Regions from separate parts of the Mus musculus genome. Here region 2 is linked to region 1. Evidence: chromatin contacts called from ENCODE Hi-C or POLR2A ChIA-PET data. All regions are on one chromosome and are shown on one strand. Each heading gives the region's core, a stretch centred on a gene start or an enhancer-like site at or near the end of the contact. The rest is flanking DNA. Distances are from core to core; before and after follow the strand shown. Region 1 holds the start of Gm15499 (a long non-coding RNA gene). Region 2 overlaps Gm38475 (a long non-coding RNA gene).

Region 1 (7,050 bases), core at 3,474-5,973:
CTGCTCACTCAGTAGGAACCAACCAGACTTCTCAAGCCAAGAGCTTTGCACTCTGCTTTGAGTCTTTCTTCTCCTCCTTCATGATTTCAACCAGCTATGTGTGTACTCCGAACAGTGCTTTGATTTTTCTCTTTGTGACACTGCCCTTGCAGGCACTTAGTTCTTTCCTCCTGACCCCATAAGCAGCCTCAGAGTCTTTCCCACCCCAGGGCATGTGCCACAATGCAGCCAGCAGAGGGATCCAAAGCGACGGAATCGTTCAAGGACTTCTCTGATGCCCAGAGACTAAAGGAAAACTGCCAGTGTGTCTTCCGTGCTTTCTGACCTGGCTGGAGGGCTTCATCATGACAAGCTGTTACTCTTCAGAGCCCTGTTGTCTAGCCACAGCAGGTTTGCAGGACAGTTCTTTGTCACGTTGACACAAGCTACTGTCAGATTCCTGGATACATTAAGCAACCCTAAAGTGTAAAGATTTCTCAGTCAGAAAAAAATGTTCCAAGTTTGAAATATATCATTCTGGTGCATAAAAATGTAGCAACAAGTTCAAATTTGAAGGCTTGTTCAGAGAGCAGTAAAAATGAATAGAATTATAAAGGGCTAACTGTAGGTTAGGAAAATACTTTTTTTTAAACTTTAAATTCTCTCTCTCTCTCTCTCTCTCTGTGTGTGTGTGTGTGTGTGTGTGTGTGTGTGTGTATGTGTGTGTGTGTGTGTATGTGTGTGTGTGTGTATGTGTGTGTATGTGTGTGTGTGTGTGTGTGTGTGTATGTGTGTGTGTGTGTGTGTGCACACACTCGCCCGCGACTGGGCATGCTTACCCATAAGGGCACCGTGGAAGCCAAATGTCAACACTAGATATCTTCCTCTATCCCTTTCTGCCTTGGATGAGGTCTCTCACTTAGCCTAAACCTTGCCATTTTGGCAAGACAGGTTGGCCAGTGAGCTTCCCTGATCTACCTGTTGCTTGCCTCTAAATTCTGTTGCCCACAGGAGGGAGCTACGGCACCCGGCTTTTATGTTTTCTGTGAATGCTGAAGACCTGGGATGCTTCCATGACTTGTACCTTATCCACTGATTTATTTTATCCCCACACGACATCTTCTGTTGTCTCTGTCTTATCTGTTGCCCTGTAAAATGACAGATGTCAGACAGCAAGGATGAAGTGCTCCCTTATGAAGGAACAGGGAGGCTCTATGGTAACTAGGATGCCTGTGGTCTGAAGATTCCAGGTGAGACCTTGTGTTTCTTCCCCTCTTCCTCCAAGTCAGTGGTGTCTGCTTCGTGTTCCCTGCAGCTCCGTGTTCCCCCTGCTGGCGAGAGTCAACAGGCCGGGTCAACACTACGTGCACGGCTGGCTTCAGAGTCTATTTTATAGTTCGTCGATTCGCTCAGCTGTCGTTTTCACACTTGATCATGAACAGACTCCATGCAAGGGAAATCAACTGAAGATGACTGTCTTTCACAGAACTCAATAAAGAAGCTAGGAGACACGTGGGCTCCGTAACGGTGAGTATTCTTACTGACTACTAGGAAATAGGTGTGAACCAGAGCGAAGCACCTGAACTCAGCTCACTGAGGCGGGTCCTCACTCTGCCTCAGCGCTTTCTCCCCAATACGCCTCAGGGATGGATCTTTCTGACATCAAAAACACAGCAACCCAAATGTGATATTGAAATAATCCCCCATGTCTGTATGCTGCAAGTACATTTGTATGGACAACAACTGTATTTAATGTACTTAATCACATTCAGAGGACCTGTAACCATAGAATTTTAAAGTGAGACTCGGTTTGAAATGCTGACTTTAAAAAGATCCATTTTATTAAGTGTGTGTTCTTGTGTGTGTGTTGTATGTGTGTACATGTGTGTGTCTCCATGTGTGGTATACATGGATATGTGCACACTGAGTGTATGTGCCTGGGGAGTCCAGAGGCAACAAGTGCCACAGACCCCTTAAGCTGGAGTTACTGGCAGTTGTGAGCCACCTGCGGTATATCCTGGGACTCAAACTTAGGACTTCTGTAAGACCAGTGATCACTCTTAACAGCTAAGCAATCTCTCCAGCCTCAAAATGCTAAGTGTACAGTGATATAAAGTAATTCTGCTATATAATTATTAAATGGTATAAGGAAATAATGCCCCCCCCCTTTTTTTTGATACAGGGTTTCTCTGTGCAGCCCTGGCTGTCCTGGAACTTGCACTGTAGACCAGGTTAGCCTCGAACTCACAGAGATCCACTTGCCTCTGCCTCCCAAGTGCTGGGATCAAAGGTATGCACCACCACTGCCCAGCTCAAATAGTTCCTTTTAAAATCTTTAGTTCTTATAAGGACACAGATTTTTATCTTTTTCTTAATTTTCTAGCTTCAGCATTGTTGAGTCCTGTCTCATGTTGACCATACAATGAGCTCAGCATCTTTCTCATTCCTATTGATTCAGTGGCAGTGTTGGGTTCTTACTAACTTGTACCTGGGCTGGCACTCTGACATGTGCTGGAAGATAGAACAGTCCATGGAGGTCCAAGGTGGGTGTGGTGACCCGTGGTGGGTCATGGGGCCACCATGCTGGGCCGTGGGGGTGGGGAGAGTGCACTGACTGCTGACAGGAGACGAGGAGGGGAGCATTCCAGGCCGTATCTGTCCAGGAGGAATCAACCTCCTCTCGGAACGAGGACAAGATTATCGGGGTGTGTCTGAGGAGTGGCAGGCTCTGTCTTCTGTTTAAAGAGGACTCTCTGTCTTTGTACTGAAAATAATCTCAAAGAGCAAGAATCAGGGAGACATTTGCCATTGTACAGGAAGAGATGCTGGCACCACAGGCTGGCAGCCAAGGAGGTGACCAGATGTGGCTGGGCTCTGGCTAGAGTCGGAAAGGAGGCCTGCAGAATGTTGGTAGACTTAAGTGAAGTGGGAGAGAAAGAGACAAGACAAAATGATCCTAGGGATTGACTTCTGAGCAACTGAGGGAAAAGAACTTCAATTACATGCACACATATGGGAGTGCACGCACACATACACATGTACACACATGCATGCACATACTCACACATGCACACACATGCATGCATACACACATGCACACAAACACATACACACACTATATGCATGCACATATACATGCATGCACACATACATGCACACACTTGCACATACATACTCATATGCAAACACATGCACACACATGCACACAATGTATACAATGCATACACACATGCACATGCATACTCACACATACACACAAGCACACATACACACATTCAGACACATATACATGCATGCACATACACACATGCACAGTCACACACACAAGCACACATACATACACATGCATGCACACATGGGCACACACATGCATGCACACACACAAGCACATATGCTCACATATATGCAGAGGCATGCACACGGGCACACATGTGTACAAACAGAGACAGCACCCAACATGTTCATGATTTTCCTCAATCCATAAATAAAGCAATCACCAATCAATTGTGTGAAAAGTTGCCTGTCTACTCAACACCTTGCCTCAACGTCATGTTTAGCTCTGTGCAAACTCAAACTGTTCTCTGAACAATAGCGTGCTCGTCCACACACCAACCTTGGATTGTTCATGAGCAAGGCTGTGGCATTTTGACTTTTGAGAAGTGACTTCTATTTTATAGATGTCATGTACTTGGGAGTATTCTGTAAACCTAATCTGGTATTCCATATTTGATAGCAGCTACAATTGCAAACTCCAGGTCCCACACCCTGCAAATGGGCCTAAATGTAATGCTTTGGCAAAGAGCACAGACATTTGTACTTTGAAATGTGGTGTATCCTCTGCCAAGACTGTGGCGTGTGAAAACACCCAGCAGGGCTGGCAATCTCTGAGGGGTTTGAGGAGCATAACTACGGCTTCAAAGTTAGCCTGACCCTCCTTATTTATGTTCTCTGTGGACACCTGGGAAATGTGTGTTTCTACCATAGCCTGAGATCTAATACTTACTCAACAAGGAGTATTTTCTTTGGCTGATAAATGAACATTTTGTGCTAGCTATCAACTCTAAAATAATACGCCCGTATCAGATTCCCACTTTTATTTTTTATTTAAACCAAAAGAAATCCTGGCCAGCATACTTTCCAAGGGAAATGGATAGTGTCTGCCAAAGGCACTGCTGGCTCTCCATCATGCTGCCTAGTTTTAAAGACTCTAACCTTGATGACCACTGCTATTGGCAGAGACCACAGGAGATGAGGACAGCTTGGCTCAAATCACACACTGGCCCTGACCAGTCCTGCCCCTGGGCCCACTGTTGTGTCTGTGCAAGGCATTCCAGATCTTGGAATCAGTCTTCCCAAAGACTAACCCTCAGCAGACTGTCTGCGATTCTAGACTCCTTGGAAGTTTCTACAGCCTGGCAGCACCCATGGGTCCTGCCTGCTCTGACTTGCAAAGCTCTCCAGCCTTAGCCTGAGACCTCCAGCTGCATTTTGATGCAGGAAATGAGCCATTCCTTCCTCCCACCAAATTAAACCTTTTAACATAATTTTGAAATGTAATTGGCAAAGCTCACTCTACTGTAATAAAGCACTCTGTAAATTCGCCAGAGTTTAATACCACCAGACCACACTGACCGAGGTTCCAGCAGACAAGGGAAGGACTTGGGAAGCTATTAGACCAACTGTGTTTACTTAAACTTGAAGATCTTGCCTCAATTATCTTTTTTTTTTCCATTGGCAAGGCGTACCAGCCTGGGAGCGACTGCTTCTGTGCTGATGACTGGTGCGAGCCAGGGACCTGCTGACTGAGCTCAGCACTCTGGGTTTGCACACGGAGAGACCGGATCCCAGAGGAGCTTAGCTATGGCCACCTGGGTATTAGAATCACACTTTCTGTTGTCCCTAAAATCTAAGTATTTGTTTGGAGGAAACTCCAGAGAATTAATGGTTTCAGAGTAGAGGTTTTAAAGTTTTTGGTTCATTTGCTTACTTATTTATTTGATCTGTGGTGGACATGCACAGGGGTTCATGCGCACCTACAGAGCGGCACCACGGGGTCACGTGACCATTTCTGGAGATCTTTTAAAAAAAAGACACTCAGTGAGTGCACCTCACCTCCCTTGACTTCTCTCTCCTTAGTCTGGATGCCCAGTGTGGATTTGCCACCCTAGACATTGATTTGGGACAACACATGAGAGGTGACCTAGGAAGAGGCTGAGCTAATGACATCGCGGAGTCGCAGGGACTCTGATGAACTGAGAGGATTCACATTAAAGCACTGTTATTCTGGATTACTGTTCTTCAAGTAGATTCTAATACATAAAATCCACCTTGGGGCTGGAGAGCTGGCTCAGAGGTTAAGAACCCTCACTGCTCTGGAGAGAGGACCTGGGTTCGGTTCCCAGAGCCCTCCTACAGCCTTCTCAGCACGTGTCACTGGCACACACAGACCATCTTCTCAAACTCGTAAGTAAAGAATGGAACCTTAAAAACATACATCTGACAACATAAACGCCACACCGTCTTGAAGGCTATATTTCTAAAACCCAGACTAGGTGATGTTCCCATTGAGAAACAGCTCCACACTGCTCACAGAAAACAGTGCAAGGCCCTTGTCAAGCAATAAGCATCATGCCGCAGCCTGACTTCCAACGGTCACAACAGCTTCACTCTTCTTGCTTAGCTCTGGTATCACTGAATCTCGAGAACCACACGGAGTTCGTGGAACTGTACTTTCTCCCACTCTGCGTCTCTTGGCAGCAACTTTTCTCTTTGTCCCTTAAAAGCACGCACCCTCTCCTTGGATACCTCCCCATATCCCCACCCCTGACCTCTAACCTCTCTGTGTGACCCTGTTCTTGCTTTAACAACTGCCCCTGTACTCTATGTCCACATCTGGGAGGCTTTCAGGAGCTGGTGAGTTCAGCTAATTTAAACAGAACGTGGACTGTTTTCAGGGAAAGAACCAGAGAACAAGAAGACAAGGTAGATATCAGTAAAGAGTTTACTCAGTAAAATTAATTTGCCACGGGGTTGGAGAGATGACTCAGTGGGTTAAAATGCTCGCTGCTTTTTGAGGACCTGGTTTCAGTTCCTGGGGACCCAACTCCCCTCGTGAGCTTTTGGATACACACGGTGTACACTGTAACTCTCAAGACACTTACAGTACACATAGAATAAATGAATAGATAAATATTTTCTAAAAATCAGCTTACATCTAGAGACTTGGCAACACCCCTGGGATCTAATTACTTGTTTTTAACAAGCACTGTGGTCCTGCGAAGTATGCTGGTGGTTTTTAACTTAATTATTCCCTATTAGGTTTTCCTTAGCCTGGAAGACCAACAGTTCTTCTAAGGTCCAAATACTCAGTATTTGGACATATTTGGGTCCAAATACTGAGGAGAAAACTCATATAAAAGAGTTGGCCACCATTAGATATATTAGATGGGAAGTGTGGGCGTATTAAATCTAATTACTGATTAAATCAAACATAAAATGTTCAGAAACAAAGCTCAGGCTGTTGCAAGATCAGCAGCTGGCAATGTACTCAGACTCCCTCCCCCATCTAGGATTAATATAGAGGTTTGTAAATTGGGTAAAATGGGAGATACAAGTGAATTAAGATGACTATTTTTGCTGTAGGTTTATTTACACCTTAACTAAGATAATCCAGTGTTAATTTTGGGTATACACGAAGTTGTAGGAACATAGTAAGACAGACCCTCCCAAGTCCTGGACCCTTTGGACAGTTAGAGATCATGCTATGTCTCACAAATATAATCCTAGCCAAAAGCATGTTTGCAGTCTACACTCATCTCTCTCTGCGGGTTAAAGCATTTGCACAGGCAGTAAGTTACCATGGAAAACAAGGAAATAGCTTTCAACATAGTCAGGGCTCTCCCTGGAGCAAAGGAGGGGTGAGCTAGAGATGGGCTTTGAGGGCCTTAAGCACGTGTGCTCCTTGACTTATGGTACACTTAGCCTGCTCTGTCCTTTGCTCAGCTAACAATACATGTGTGACCTACATATTCCTGTGCATATACTGTCTATGTTTGCCTTGCTGTTTCCTTC
Region 2 (6,279 bases), core at 433-2,932, 36 kb after region 1:
GCTGGGGAATCCAAGTAAACTAAACATAGGACACAAAGAGCCTTCTTCTATGCTGGGCTGGAAATTTAAAAAAAAAAGAAACAAAAGAAGCCAAAAGAAGGAGGCAGGACAGTGTTAGACCAGGGTAACCATGAAAGGTGTGGGTACACTTCCCTGCACTGCAGTGAGAACCCCAGGACCCTTTCTGTTCTTCAAAGGACTTAGTGCATCCATATGCTAAGGGAGAGAAGTTTCTAAGCAGGTGATTCAGACCTGCAGTCCCAGCTCCTGGATGGTAGAGGCGAGAAGATCAGGACATCAAAGTGTCTGGTAAATGCTGTGTTGTCTGGAGAAACAGGCTAACCAGGTGTGCCTTCCTCCATGACTCTGGCTAGACAATGGCAGGCTGATGGCCAGGACACTGAACTGGAAGAGGCCAAATACTTGGGTGCAAAGAGAAGAATGAAGGGCATGAAGGACCTGAGCAGAGAGCAATCTGGTCAGGGCGGAGGTCAGCACGATCGAGGGGAGGAGGAGTCAGCAGGTCAAGGGGAGGGGTCAGTACAGTCAAAGGGAGGGGTCAGTACAGTCAAAGGGAGGGGCCATGGGGTCAAGGGGAAGAGTGAACAGGTCAAGGGGAAGGACCAGTAGGTCAAGGGGAGGGGTCATTGGGTCAAGGGGAGGAATGAACAGGTCAAGGGGAGGGATCAGCACAGTCGAGGGGAGGGGTCTGAACTGATTTGTCCAGTGTATTTTGTTTTACTGCTGTTTTCCGTCACACCAGAACAGGTAGCAGCCTCATTTTTGTCATCTGTTCATACTGATGAGGTCTTGGGGTCCTTAAGACAACAAATTTCCAGCTAGGAAAACAATAAGGATTAAACATAGTAGCTTAAGACCAACAAATAAAAACAAAACAAAACAAAACAAAATAAATAAACAAAAAACCCTAAAAGCTGGGCAATGATGGCACATGCCTTTAATCCCAGCACTTGGGAGCCAGAAGCAGGTGGATTTCTGAGTTTGAGGCCAGCCTGGTCTACAGAGTGAGTTCCAGGACAGCCATGGTTATACAGAGAAACCCTGTCTCAAAATAAATAAATAAATAAGACCAACAAATATTTAAAAGTAAATGAAACAAACAACAACCAAAAAAAAAACCTAGTAAAATTCACAACTTTACAGGAGAGCTAAGGAACTTGTAGCCCTTAGAAATTAAAACTATGAATCTGTACTTCTCTGCATTTGAATGTTCTGTGCTTTATTTAACTGAAGCAATTTTTAAAACCGGCATCTTACAGCATTATAAAGCACCTTAGAATCATATGCGAAATAAAAACTTCAAATAAAGCAAGTTGTTGAATTACAATCACAATTGCAACGCGCGTGCACGCGCGCATACACACACACACACACACACACACACACACAGAGGCAACAGCAGCAGAAGAGGAGGAGGCAGAGGAGACGGCAGCAGCGGTGGCAGAGGCAGCAGCAGCACACATGCTCCACTGTAGCCTTTGCAGCCGCTTCAGGCTATACAAAAACACAATATCAACAGCAACTTTCCGTCCAGTGAAATGGACACGGCGTGCCAAGCTCTTTACAAGTCCATAACGAGTGAGCACAGTCTGGACGGAGCAGAACTGCCACGGTGGGTGGTCCCGAGCGAGCGTGTGCAGCTCAGTCATCCATGGCCAGGATTGTCTTGGCAGGGAAGGGCAGGCCCGTGAGGCCCTTGCCCGGTTTCCCCAATCCGGTAGCAGGGCCTCTCTTCCCTACATTCCTTTGCTGCAGACAAATCGCAGCCCTCCAGCCTTCTCTCAGCTGTTGGAAGGCTCTGCCATCTGACATGCCTAAGTGGATTCGTACCAGGTCCATCTGTATGTCCTTCCAGCATTACACTGAGGTCAGAGCTTCACAAAGGAACTTGGTCTGGGAGACTAAGCCAGAGAGGAAAACTTCTCCTCTTAGTCAACATGCTATTGCTGTTTTAAACACGAGGCAATGAGAATATAAAGAGGAAACACTTATTTCACCCCAAGTTTTGAGGGTTTGGTCCACGGTCTGGTGGGGACCCATAGCTTTGGGCTCATGACTACAACAGTGTAGCTGGGGTGAGGGACACACGTTAGAGTTGGTGTAAAAAGAAGAGGGACCTGGATCCTATGATCCCTTCAGGAGCAAGCTGTGGTGCTCAGGAGTCTTCTCTCCAGGCCTTAGCAGTAAGGCCTCCATGCAGAGGACTGAGCCTGACCCATGAGCACCCCGAGTCATGCAGATCCCATCACAGCGCCATCTTATCCGCGAGGAAACGACACTCTGCTGGGGACTGGTTCTAATGCTCTGATTTAATAGGGAATCTGTGTATCCAAAGCTCAAGGTCCTTGTCCCCAATTGGTTTTTGATTGATCAATAAAGAGGCCAGCGGCCAATGGTTGGACAACAGGAGATGGGGTGGGAGCCTTAGGTTTGCGTGGGCTGGGACAGGGAGGAGAGGAGGATGACCATGATTCGGAGGGAGGCGGGTCAGACTGAGGGAGGCGGGTCAGATTTAGAGCTGCAGAAGGAAAATCATTTGAGATGTGGGTGAGAAGGAATGCGGCCCCCGAAAGGGTTGCCCAGAAGGAACAGGGCAGCAAGGGCAGATCATGGGGCTAGAGAGTGTTGTGTCAGGCGTACCGGAGGGAAATCTATGATAGTCGGGCAGCTAGCCAGGGCATTTCAAAAATAAGCTAATGTGTGTGTCTTTCACTCGTAGATCCAAAGACTTCCTGGGCGGGTGGGTGGAAGCACACAACCCTGCTGGGAGCCAAAGCTGTTGTAAGCTAAAAACTCTCTGCTACAACACTCAAAGTATGTTTTCCTGTCTATCATTTTTAGAGCAGTAAGTGTTCCTGAGAAATTTCAGAGAATGTAAGAGAGGTATAAAATCCACTCAAGATCTGATTGGCATCATTGCAGGTCTGCAGTACGTCCAGCTCTGGGCCACGTCTGTCACTTGGTAACGAGCCATCTGGAAGCCCCCCCTCCCCCCCATTTTTTTAAATGACTGAGCTCTGGAGATTTAGCTTGGTTGGTGAAGTGCTTGTCTAGCAAGACATAGCCCTGGTTCAGTGCCCAGCACCAAATAAACCGGGGCTAATGGCACAAATCTGTAATCCCAGAATTCAGGAGACGAAGGCAAAGGGCTCAGGAATCAAGTCATTCTATAGTAATATAGTAAGTTTTCTGGCCAGCCTGGGTTAAACAGACCCTTACTGAAAAAGAGGAGAGGAGGGGATAGAGTAGGAGAGGAGGGGAGGAAAGCAGAGGGGAGGGGGGAGGGATGGGAAGGGGAGGGCACAGGAGGAGTGGAGCAGAGCTGAGCTGAGCCTGTTATAAGTTGAACACTTAGGATTTTCTTGAAGTTTTTTTTTTTTTAATAGCTGGATATTTTTATACCTGTATATAATTGTTTTGATCGAATCCCCCTCCCATGCCCTCCCAACTTTTCTCTTCCAGCTTCAGGGGCTCTGTTTTAAAACTCACCAACTATACTAGCGCCCCTGTACACGCACAGCCATATGGGACCATGTGCTGGATGGTGCTCCAGGGACCACTTCCCTGAAGGAAGCCTATTCTCTCTCTTCTAGCAGGCTTCAATTGCCAATAGCTCCCTGGCTGAAAGTGGAACTTCCCCATCCATGCTGGTGTTTTGGCTGCTGTGTTCTTATGTAGGGCTTATGCATGCAATCTATTAGCTCATGTGTCAAAAAGCCCTGTGGTGTTCAGCAAATGAGGTTTCACTGTGGCTCTCCACTACTCCTGATAGAATTCTTTTGGCCCCTCTGGTGCCATGAGCCCTGAGCCCTGGGAGGTGGGGGGAGTGCGAGGGTGGTGGTGGAGGAGGGTGATAGAGATGTCTCATTTTGAGATTAGTACTCCACAGCCTATTAATTAATCTCTGTACACTGACCAGATGTGACTCTCTGGATTGATTCACATCTAACTGTAGAGGAAGGTTCTTTGATAAGGTTGAACAGAACACTAATCTACTGATATAAACATGAGGACTAGGAGGTCAGTTTAATGCTTTGTTCGTTTAGCAGAATGAGAGCATAAAGTTCTCCCCTTGGGCTTATGATCCATTTAACCAATAGGAAAGTAGCTGGTTACCCCCATAATATTTACATCACTACTCCACCAAATGGGTGTATCTTACCAGGGCAGTCATTATTGTAGCATGTAGGATTCACAGATGGTTAACTTTTTATAAAGCCATCATTACCCTGACACCAAAACCAGGTAAAGGCCCAACCAAAATAGAAGACTATAGACTGATCTTCCTGGTGGAGACAGATGCAAAATTTCTCAATGTATTTGCAAACGAAATTCAAGAATATATCCAAAATGTCACCCACCCAACACAATCAAGTTGGCTTTTCCCAGAGATACAGGGATGGTTCAATGTATGTAAATTGGTAAATGCAGTCTACCATAAAAATAGACTCAAGGACAGAAATCATTTGATCATCTGATTAGATGTTAAAAACAAAACAAAAACAAAAACAAAACCCTTTGGTGAAATACAACATCTCTTAGTTACAAGTCCTGAGGAACGTGGTGACATGGGGAACATTATTTCGACATAGTTAAGGCAATACAACAAACCCATGGTCAACATCATGTAAAGTGTGACCAGGTGCCGAGCATTTTCCACTAATGTCACCAAGCATTTCCCACTAATGTCAAGGACAAAAGCAATGTCCACTCTTTGCTCTCCTGTTCAATATTGTGCTTCCAGTCTTGGCTTGAACAAAAAGGTGGGAGGAGAGAGAGGATGAACGTAGACAGGAAGAAGTAACCGCATCCATGTCTGCAGATGATACGATTCCATCTCTTAAAAACCTGCAAGACTCCAGACAACCCCCACGGCTGACAGACAGAGCAGCGGGAGACAAAACTCACACATAAGTCAGCAGCCTCCCTACATTCCAATGACAAACCGACACAGAAATAAATCTTGGAATCAACCTGAACGGCGAAGCAAAGGGCACGTACAATGAAACCTTTAGGACCCGGAGACAGAAGTTAGAGACCTACCATGCTCATGGATTGGCAAGATGAACACCAAAAGCAATCTACAGAGTCGATGCAGTCCCTATCAAAACTCAGATGTGTTCTTCATAGAGATCGAAAAACTAATCTCCAAATCCAATATGGAAACACAAAAGACTTAGGATATCCAAAATAATCCTGAAGACTAGGAGCCTTGCTGAATGCATCACCATCCCAGATTTCAAGTTAAACAACAGAAACATCGGCATAAAAGAACAGAGGATCGATATCAAAATAGGTACACTGATCAGTGGAGTAAAACTGAGAGCCAGATATACGTCCCTGAGTTTTGACAAAGAAGCCAAAAATTCACATGAATGAAAAGACAGCATCTTCAATGCTTTAAATTTTAAATATTTTTCATTTTTCCACAGAATTCTCTGTAACTATCTCACCCTGCTTCCCTTTGCATAGCACCTATCACCACCAGTACCACATGTTAGTTTGGCTTTTGTTTGTTTGGGGGTTTTTTGTTTGTTTGTGTTTTGTTTTTGTTTTAGCTTACCATCCGTAGGAACGCAGTCCACAACGGGCCTGAGAGAGTATATGTCGGATGCTCAGTGTCCAACAAGCACATGGTAAACATTTGTTGACGGCTGAATGCGTATCACCCACGTGTTATCAACAGCCCAGTGTTTTCCACTTCAGGAAACAGATGGAAGATAGAGGGCAAGGAGCCAAGGGAAGAGATACAGGTCCAGCGTATGCTCTGAGGTCAGCGGGTCACAGGTTGCACACTTAGTCCCTTTCATAGATTCCCTAACTAGATGTGCATCTACCCAAGAGCTTAAAATTATAAACTGAAAAAAAAATAATTAAACCCAGGCAGCAACAGCACATCCTGTTTCCTTGCATTCGGTGATCAGCCAGGACAGAGAAACCCCAGCGTTGGGGCCCAGGAGCTGTTGCCATAGTAACAGAAACAAGCCTGACTTCTTAGGTGAAGAGCCAGTGCTTTTATTAATCTACAGGGAGAATGGCTTCTTTATCTTTTTAAATCTGTACTTTCTGTATGAAAGAAAAGGCTGCATCACTCTTTCAAATACCTAGTTGGTTGTGCCAGCTGTGCGCTGCTGTGGCAAACACTAGAAAGAAGCGTTTGGAGGATCTACCCTGGCTGCACTGTCAGGGCTTCTGGTCCATGGTTGCTTTGCTCCATGTTTCTGGGCCAGCAGTGAGACCACAAACCATTGTGGAAGT

The links. A loop is a pair of places that touch in the nucleus more often than their neighbours do. ChIA-PET counts read pairs that join two places held with the same protein, here RNA polymerase II (POLR2A).
Region 2: a loop to region 1 is called in a map of gastrocnemius, with 2.2 times the contacts of the local background. The contact joins two enhancer-like sites. A Hi-C loop is called at or near these places in 1 of 37 maps with a recorded cell type or tissue (gastrocnemius). POLR2A ChIA-PET finds 5 or more read pairs at or near these places in 3 of 5 experiments (Patski and embryonic stem cell).

Annotation. Positions count from the first base shown.
Region 1 is chr6:145,441,673-145,448,722 of GRCm38, forward strand. Gm15499 (a long non-coding RNA gene) reads left to right here and starts at 1,198. Exons shown (of 3, transcript XR_378154.3): 1 at 1,198-1,506. It also overlaps a transcript of Lmntd1 not described here. Within about 2 kb of position 4,724, at least 1 of the 3 ENCODE cell types and tissues checked has a DNase peak (open chromatin) inside an H3K27ac peak, as active enhancers do.
Region 2 is chr6:145,480,434-145,486,712 of GRCm38, forward strand. The region is part of intron 2 of Gm38475 (a long non-coding RNA gene); the gene reads right to left. Among named protein-coding and RNA genes, the nearest start is that of Gm15499, 41 kb to the left of the region's middle. Within about 2 kb of position 1,683, at least 1 of the 3 ENCODE cell types and tissues checked has a DNase peak (open chromatin) inside an H3K27ac peak, as active enhancers do.